2 separate regions of the Homo sapiens genome follow, and region 2 is linked to region 1. The links are chromatin contacts, found by Hi-C or POLR2A ChIA-PET in ENCODE. All regions are on one chromosome and are shown on one strand. The core of a region is the stretch at or near the end of the contact, and the rest is flanking DNA. Distances in the headings are between cores, read along the strand shown.

The links. Hi-C counts contacts between places; a loop is a spot of excess contacts on that map. ChIA-PET counts read pairs that join two places held with the same protein, here RNA polymerase II (POLR2A). Pooled maps may share reads with other maps.
Region 2: a loop to region 1 is called in a pooled map, with 7 times the contacts of the local background. The contact joins the promoter of RNF44 here to the enhancer-like site in region 1. A Hi-C loop is called at or near these places in 1 of 37 single-sample maps with no recorded cell type and 2 of 50 pooled maps. POLR2A ChIA-PET finds 5 or more read pairs at or near these places in 1 of 52 experiments (AG04449).

The regions. Positions count from the first base shown.
Region 1 is chr5:173,819,069-173,823,231 of GRCh38, reverse strand. No RefSeq gene overlaps it. Among named protein-coding and RNA genes, the nearest start is that of LINC01485, 30 kb to the right of the region's middle. RefSeq lists a cis regulatory region at 408-810. Within about 2 kb of position 1,976, at least 6 of the 41 ENCODE cell types and tissues checked have a DNase peak (open chromatin) inside an H3K27ac peak, as active enhancers do.
Region 2 is chr5:176,535,096-176,539,408 of GRCh38, reverse strand. RNF44 (ring finger protein 44) reads left to right here and starts at 2,007. Exons shown (of 11, transcript NM_014901.5): 1 at 2,007-2,469. It overlaps LOC124901143 (a long non-coding RNA gene), which reads right to left and starts at 1,480. Exons shown (of 2, transcript XR_007059071.1): 1 at 1,286-1,480; 2 at 112-351. RefSeq lists enhancers at 1,014-1,193, 1,434-1,873 and silencers at 1,984-2,243, 2,324-2,513.

The DNA of each region.
Region 1 (4,163 bases), core at 727-3,226:
CCAGGCTGGAGTGCAGTGGCATGATCTCGGCTCACTGCAAGCTCCGCCTCCTGGGTTCATGCCATTCTCCTGCCTCAGCCTCCCGAGTAGCTGGGACCACAGGCACCTGCCACCACGCCTGGCTAATTTTTCGTATTTTTAGTAGAGACGGGGTTTCACCGTGTTAGCCAGGATGGTCTCGATCTCCTGACCTCATGATCCGCCCACCTCGGCCTCCCAGAGTGCTGGGATTACAGGCGTGAGCCACTGCACCCTGCTTGCCATTAGTTTCAATCACAAGAACTGTAATTACTTTTGCATCAACCGTATAGTTATTGCAGCCCAAACTAAGATACCTCTTAGCAACCCAATGATATAGATCCTTACTGTACAGACAAACAGAGTTGTTATGTAACTTACTGGAGCTCACACAGCTAGTTAGTGGGAAGGCTAAGATTCAAACTCCAGAGCCCACACTCTTAGCCACTAGGCTAGCCTGAGCCTAGTGACTGTCCTCTTTCTGTTCCACCACAAAGCTTCTTGTGGCTTTGTTTTTCGTGAGAACGTCTAGTCCCTCCCCAACTCTGCTTTGAGGTGTTATTTAAACAATGTAATCGGGCCAATCTGCTTCTCATAATGCCTGACTCATTCTCTGTCTTCTACAGTGTCAAGTCCAAGTAGCATGTCTACTGTTGGGTCTGTGCTGCCTCCCCTCAATGGCTCACCCACACCCCCACACACATACACACCCACACACACACACCTGCTGACAGATCAGGCCACTGATGATTTCTGGAAAATGTCAGCTTCCTAGGGTGGCATCGTCCATACATATAATGCAAGTCACGTATGTAATTTTACATTTTCTAGCAGCTACATTAAAAAAGTAAAAAGAGGCCAGGCGCACCTGTAATCCTAGCACTTTGGGAGGCTGCGGCAGGCGGATCACGAGGTCAGGAGTTCGAGACCAGCCTGACCAACATGGTGAAACCTCATCTCTACTAAAAATACAAAAATTATCTGGGCATGGTGGCACGCGCCTGTAATCTCAGCTACTCAGGAGGATGAGGCAAGAGGATTGCTTGAACCCGGGAGGCGGAGGTTGCAGTGAGCCGAGATCACACTATTGCACTCCAGCCTGAGCAACAGAGCAAGACTCCATCTCAAAAAAAAAAAAAAAAGTAAAAAGAAACTGGTAAAATCCCTTTAGTAGCATATTAAATATATGTAAAATATTGACATTTCAACATGTAATCAACAGAAAACAAATTAGGAGTGAGTTTCTTGTTTTTGTTCTAAATTTTAGCAATCTGGCATATATCTTAAACTTATGGGCCATCTCAAATTGGAGTAGCTGCATGTTCCTAGTGGCTGCAGTACTGGACTGTGCAATTCACCAAATTTTTTAGGTCAGAGTACATCTAGGAAATGACCATACTTGTATGGTGTCCCAGGGTAAATAGTCGAGCCTGTTAGGGGCCAGAGGCAACAGGCCAGATGCCCCAAGTTCCCATCGCCCCACTTTCTTCACTGTTCCAAAAGAAACCCCCCTTAAGGGCTGGACATTCAGAGGCTTTATGCATATTAGGAAAAGGCATCCTGTCTGGGGATTTCAGTCCCACTACTCTTGAAGCTGAAGCTGGATGCCCTCGTTTTGTGCACAGCATGTACAACTACCTTCAGGCGTCTGCTGAGGGATGAGGGATCCATTTCTGGGCGCACATGTATCTAGCCATGGTAGCACAGGCCGGGAAGCTCTGTGCTGGAAATTCTGAGTTTGTGTGTGTGTGTGTGTGTGTGTGTGTGTGTGTGTGTGTGTTACCTTTCTTCCTTCTCTTTACTCTCCTTTTCTGCCTTCTGTCGAGCACAGCCTGCCTGTGACCTCACAGCAATAAGTTAGGCCAGTGGTTTTCAAAGTGCAGTTCCCAGAATAGTAACAGCAGCATCACCTGGTTCCTGTTAGAAATGCAAATTCTCAGGCCCCACCCTAGACCTACTGAATCAGAAACTCTGGGGGTGGGGCCCAGAGCTCTGTGTTTGACGAGCCCTCCCTGTGATCCTGATGCTGTCTACACAGAATAGAAATACTGTGATAATAACACCACCACCACCTGCCTTTCACTGAGTGCTTTCTGTGAACACTTACTAAATGACTATGACCCTCATAGCCAGTCTGATGAGGGTGCCATAACTTGCCCCATGTTACAGAAGGGAAACTGAGGTGTGGAGGCCAGTGGTTCGAACAGACCCCACAGCTGGTGTATGACAGTGCAGACACAGGATTTGAATTGAGTTATCTTTACTGGAGCACCCATGGTTGCAACTGTTTGGCTATGCAGCTTCTTTTTCTACTTCAGCCCAACTGATGGCTTGAAGTCTTTGGCTTGGAAATATTCTGTCCTAATCTCTCATTCGTTCATTCATTTATTCTGGATTGAGCTCCTAATCTGTGCCAGGTCCCATATTAGGCACTGGAGCTGCAAAGATAACTAGGACTTGGTCGTTACTCATAAGAAGCTTATAGAATAGTTAATTTGGGTCTTGGGAAGGCAAAACAAACCAAGAACAGTCCGGATTAAGATGAATTGGGGTCAATTGAATAATTGGAAATTTGGCAGTCATAGTGGTAATTTCTTAGTGGGAAACACATGTGCTTGGATTTTTCGGGATAGTATTGGTTATGACTCAACCCCTCCCCTTTCTCATGTAACCATTTCTTCCTCATTGATTGCTCTGGAAGCAGAAATTTTATTTTATTGCTTTAGATAATAACTTGGCCTCACTTTATTTGTCAGCTGAGTTCTAATGGTGCAAAGTGGAATGATTTTCCTGGACCCACTTTTTAGGGGTATGGATGTTGTGACACTTTGGGAAACTGGAAGTGATTCTATATGACAGTTTTGTAGGTCAGAATATACATGCAACCTGGAAGTCCACTGGGACTTCTCTGCTCCTTGGAGATAGATAAACATTATATCTGTTAGAAATGCCTTTGGATGCAAGTAACTAAAAACAAGGCCCAGTAGTTTATTCTTATTTATAACAAAAAGTCCAGAATGAACAGACGATAGCCTTGGTTCAGCAGCTTGTTAATGCCGGGGCCAGTAACTCTGATTCCCTTGGCCTCTCCCCTCATGCTTGTCTCTCAGAATCACAAGATGCCCTCATAGAACCAGACATCACATCTGTGTTCAAGGCAGGATGAAGCTGTGGGGAAAGTGTTGTTATAGACAGGTTTTCTTTCTTTCTTTTATTTTTGCTGGGTGCTATAGTTTGAATGTGTCTTCCAAATTTCATGTGCTGGAAACTTAATCCCTAAATTCATATGTTGATTAGAGACGGGGCTTTTGGGAGGAAACTAGGACTAGATAAGGTCATTAGGGTGGGGCCCCCATGATGGGACTGGTGGCTTTATAAGAAGAGGAAGAGAGACCTGAACATACACGCAGTCTCTTGCCCTCTCTCCATGTGATGCCTCCTGCCACATTTTGACTCAGAACAAGGCCCTCCCCAGGGCCCATGCCATGCTCTTGGACTTCCCATCCTCCAGAACTGTGAGCTACATACATTTCTTTTCTTTATAATTTACTCAGTATGTGGTATTCTGTTATAGCAAGAGAAAATGAACTAAGACACCACGTAAGCAAAGCTTTCCCAAAGCCCCCACAATAGGCTTCCTCTTAAGTCCTATTGGTCAAAACTGTGTCATGTGGCCTTAAGGGATGCTGGAAGAATATTTGTCACAATTGGCTCAGACTCATAGTGATTTATCACTGCAGCTGGGCATGGTTCTGTGAGCAAGAAAAAGGGGAGAATGGACAATCTGTAGGAGACTAAGAGTGTGTACTACAATCACCATCTCCACTATGGTTGTCTTCTTTTTGCCATGCTAGCAAACAATGCTTTTGCCATGTGCTGGCCGCGATAATAATTGTTTTGTAGGTGTTTCCTCATCTAATTCTCAGAACAATCGTAGAGATTGTTCTTAGAGATAAAGGAGGGAGATTAAGAAAGGCCACGTGATCTGCCCAATATCACTCAGCTACTAAGTGGAAAAACTGGGATTTGGATCCAGGCTGTATGTTGCCAGAGCCCACATTTTATTATTATTGTTTTTTTGAAATGGAGTCTTGCTCTGTTGCCAGGCTGGAGTGCACTGGTGCAATTTCGGCTCACTGCAAACT
Region 2 (4,313 bases), core at 758-3,257, 2.7 Mb before region 1:
CATGGGGAGGGTTTTCAAATTGCTTTTATGTGGTGGGGAAAACAAAAGGTTGAAGGAGACATTGGAGGTAAAGGAACAGTTGATGATAAGGAACTGGGTAAAGACATAACCTTGTATAGCCACACTTATTCTCATGCACATGTAATTTTTAACTGTGATGGATAGAGTTTGGCGTTCCAGGGAGCATCGATAGCACTGCATCATGACCTTGCTCTTGTGTTGCTTAGAGATCTGCCGACAGCCGGCTCAGTTCCATCTTCAGTCATTGTGTTGCACAGTGATACGATCATTGCTGGTCTAAACATTGCCATAAACATGTCTGTTCCCCAAGCTGAAAGGGGGTTTCTGATTCTAAGGGAACAAAAGGTTTTCTGGCTTAAAAGACTTAAGACATAGTCTTTATAATAGCTTTCTTTAAAAATTTCAGTGGGTTATAATGCATAGGGTTTTTAAAAAAGAGCTAATGTGCAATATATACAATAGTCTATCCTACTGACCCAACTTCTCCCTTCCAGTTCTCCCTAAGGACAATTGTTAATCAGTTTCCTGTATACCCTTCCAGAAATATATGCAGATGTGGCATATGTCCAATTAAAGAAACCTGATACATACTGTTAGAACTGTTCAGCATCTTGGTTTCAATTTTTATATAAAATTTAGGATTACGAAATATACCAAAGCAGCATAGAAAATGAGCCCCCCATCCCCCTGCCCCATGGCCCACCACACAGGTTAACAGATGTTAACATTTTGCATTGGCGCCTTGTTTATGGCTGTCTTGGAGATAGCCCCGTGTCGCCTCCAGCTGCCTCTTTGTGGTAACTGCCCAAGAGTCGTTATTGATTATATGCATGCACCCAATATTCATTATTCGACCTGTTCCAGCTCTTGGATATTTAGCAAATTACTGATTTTCTGCTTATATAATTGTGGTGGAGGTAATACCCCATTTTGTATAAATTTTGCCCGGGTGGGTGGGCTTCGAGGCAAAGGAGAACGAGGCTCGGCTTTGGATTAGGTTCACACTCCTGCTCCGCCACACTTCTAGTTGTGTGATCTGGAGTAAGGGAAGGCCCTCACTTTCCCCATCTGTAAAATGAACTGGCTATAGTAATCCCTCCGTCTCATAGCTGCTGAGAGGAATAGAAAACTAAAGTATAGACGCTTCACTGGGCTTAGTTCCCAGTTTCCCTGGCTAGGGAGGTCTCCGCGGGGACACCAAACTCTCAAGCCCAGCCTAGCAGCTAGAGCGCCCAGCGCCTGCACTTTTGCTTTAAACTACAACCTGTTCCCCGCCTCTCTTCCTCCACCGCCACGCTGGGGGCGTGGCGGTTAAATGTCTCTGTGACGTCAGCGCGAGCAGGGCCAATCTCCTTGCCCGGCAGACGTTAGCTCGTTTGCATGGGTGGTCCGCCATTGGTCTGTTGGGCAATCTGGGCCGTACCAGCTTTTTAAAGACGCCGTGTAGTATAAACAAGGAGAAGTGGGGCGGCCGGGCCATGATGTCAGCGCGGTGCTGCAGCTCTTGGGGGTGACGTCATCTCCGGGAAGGTGGCCGGCCCAGGGTTGTTAGAGCCAGCATAACCACTTGGGCCGCTCTCGCCCCGTCAGAGGTCAGACCCATTGCACTTCAGTATCTCAGGCGGCACCCTGTCCCCGAGGAGGGGACCATGACACAGTAAGTCCGTACTGCCGGTTCTCCTGGCGGGACCCATTTCTTCGGCAGGGAAACTGAGCCTCAGAGGCGCGAGTAGTTAGCGAGTTTGCATAGCAAGTTCGAGTTGCAGCCGATCGGTTTTGCCCACCCTGGGGTCTCCCCATCTTTATGTCAGGATATGCGGCCCCGCCCCTTGCTTTTGACTATGGCTGCGGTCCCTTTAAGTGCGAAGGTGGGGGCGAGGAGGAGGTTAAAAAAATTCAAGATGGTGGCCCACTAGTCACGTGCGTGGTCGCGGCGAGTGATTGGCTCTCAGGGCGGAGCTCCCGGCGCGGGGCGGGGCCCCTGCGGGCTTGCAGCGGGCTACTGTTTGCCGGAGCCTCCCGGCGCGCCCCCGCGAGCCCCCTCCCGTCTGGCGCGCGACCCCGCCGCTTCGAATGTTGTGAATCAAATGTGGGGTTTGTTACATTCCGCTGCCGCCGCGGACAGTTCTTAAAGGGCCAGCCGCCGGCTGCCGCGCAGACCCAGCTGCGTCCTGCGCCGCCTCCCGCTCCCTGAGGGCCTGGGCCGAGAGAGACTGATCGCGCGTGGGCCTCGCGAGGCAGACGCCGTCGGGCGGACAACAAAGAGAGAGGCCCCGGAAGGAGCCGGGCTGCCCCCGGACCCGGGGGTGGGGAGGGGAGCACATTGTTCCGCAGGGCGGGAGCTCTTAAAGGATCCAGACAGGCACCCCCCCCCTCCCCCGCCCCCTGCCCAGTTTGGCCGTCCTAGATCGGGAACAAAGGAGTCAACGTGTGGCCGGGCGGCCAAAGGTGAGTCGGTGCCAGGGCCCCCAACTTCCTATTCCCCCACCCATGGACCTTCTGTTCCCCTCCCCTGGGAATGGGGGCCGTGATCTAGGTGGCTCCGTAGGGGTTAATCACGGGCGGTCCAGACTGCGGGCAGCGAGACCCCAGGGATCAGGAACCCCCCCCAAGGCCCCCCGTGGCCGGGCCGTATCTCCCCTCTCCTGCAGCTGAGCGCTGCGGTTGGAGAGGAAGGAGCCGCCCCCCTCCCCCTGCGGCCGCCACTTCCTTTGTTGTTGCTTTTGTCTCACGCCGAGCACATGGTCCGGGATCCTCGGCTCTTAAAGTCGCAGCGTTCTGGCCCCTGCGCTGCAGTCTCGCCTCCCGCCCCCGGTGTCCCTCCGAGAGCGGCGCAAAAGAGTAGGAAGCGGACGAGGGAGGCCCCTCTCGGGGCTGTGTCCGCGCCTCGGCCCCCCAGCACTATGCCTGGGGAGGGGTGGCTGGGTAAGCTTCCCAGAGCCCCACAGCGTGCACTTGGCCCGCGTTGGGGAGCCCCCCCTTCCCCAGGACCCTGGTTTCCTCCCCCACTAGTGTGACCACCTGGTTTCTTCTGGACTCTTCTGGTTTTATTTGGGCGCTGTGGGAAGGAAAGATTTCCACCCCCATTTTATAGCTGTGCCAACTGAGGCGCTCAGAAGCAAAGGGATTTCCTTGACCAAGGTCACTAGGGAGTCTTCTCTCCTAGTCTGGTGGTCCGGCCCTCAGCGGCCTCCAGGCACCACACGTTGGGAAGCTCTGCTTGCGCTGGGCAGAGCCTGCTTGTTTCGGGTGGGGTGTGGGGAAGTAGGAAGGGGGGCTTCTCTTCCTGGCTGAGTCTGCTCATGCCCCCAGGGTCTGACTTTGTTTTTATCTGCAAAAGGGAGTGTCTCTTCCTGCAAACAGATCCCTGGGGCTCTTAGACCAAGGTCAGGGTAGGTGCTTGGGGCACTGGACTTAAGGGGTTGGCCGGCTCTCATGGGTGGGTGTGGGGGGTTATGTTAACTGCAAAATGCATTGCGTGCCTGGGGCGGACGGGGCTCAGCGACGGGACTCTCAAGACCCGTTCACACAGAGCTCCGTGATAGGACAGCATGGAGATGTGGACGGGCAGAGCAGTTGTTAGGGGAGGCCACCTGGCCACCCTTGCTATTTGACCTTGAGCAAGTTGCTAGCTCCAACTCTGGGCCTTGCTTGCTTCTCTGTACTACAGAGCTAAAGATGGGTGCCTGAAAGAGAGTGCTCTCCCAGCCTCCTGTATGGCTTGGAGACTCGGGATTAGGTGATTTCCTCCAGCTACTGATGCCACAGGAGTTATGGCTTGGGGGAGTTTGGGCCTAGGAGGCCAACTAGGACCAATTCCGTTCTCTCTGGTCTTGTGGCCTAGAGTAACTTACTTCCTTTCTCTCGGCTCCAGTTTTCTCAGCCATGAAGTGGGTGTAACCCTTCTACGCCACCCCTGTTCCTGGCAGGGCTTAAAGAACCAGGATCCACTCTTACCAGCTGAGGTATTCCCCTAGAGTGGCATATCTGCCTGCTGCCCCGGAAGTGGCACCCTTCAAGCTCTGCTTGAGGTTGGAAATGGAGGTCAGCGTGTCGTATTCGCTAATAATGATCATTCACACCCAAGCTAAGTTCAAACTTTACAAGTTGCTTCTGCTGTTGCCTTGGAGCAGTCCTTGATGGGAAACTGGGAGGTAGTTATTGGGCTGTTCCCATTTTACAGATGAAGATACTGAGGCTCGGGAGGGGAAGCCCTTGCCCACGGTCTGTAGGCAAGAATCTCGCTAGAAGTCACTGTCATGTGTGAGTCTGTGAGGGCTGACATTCTTACC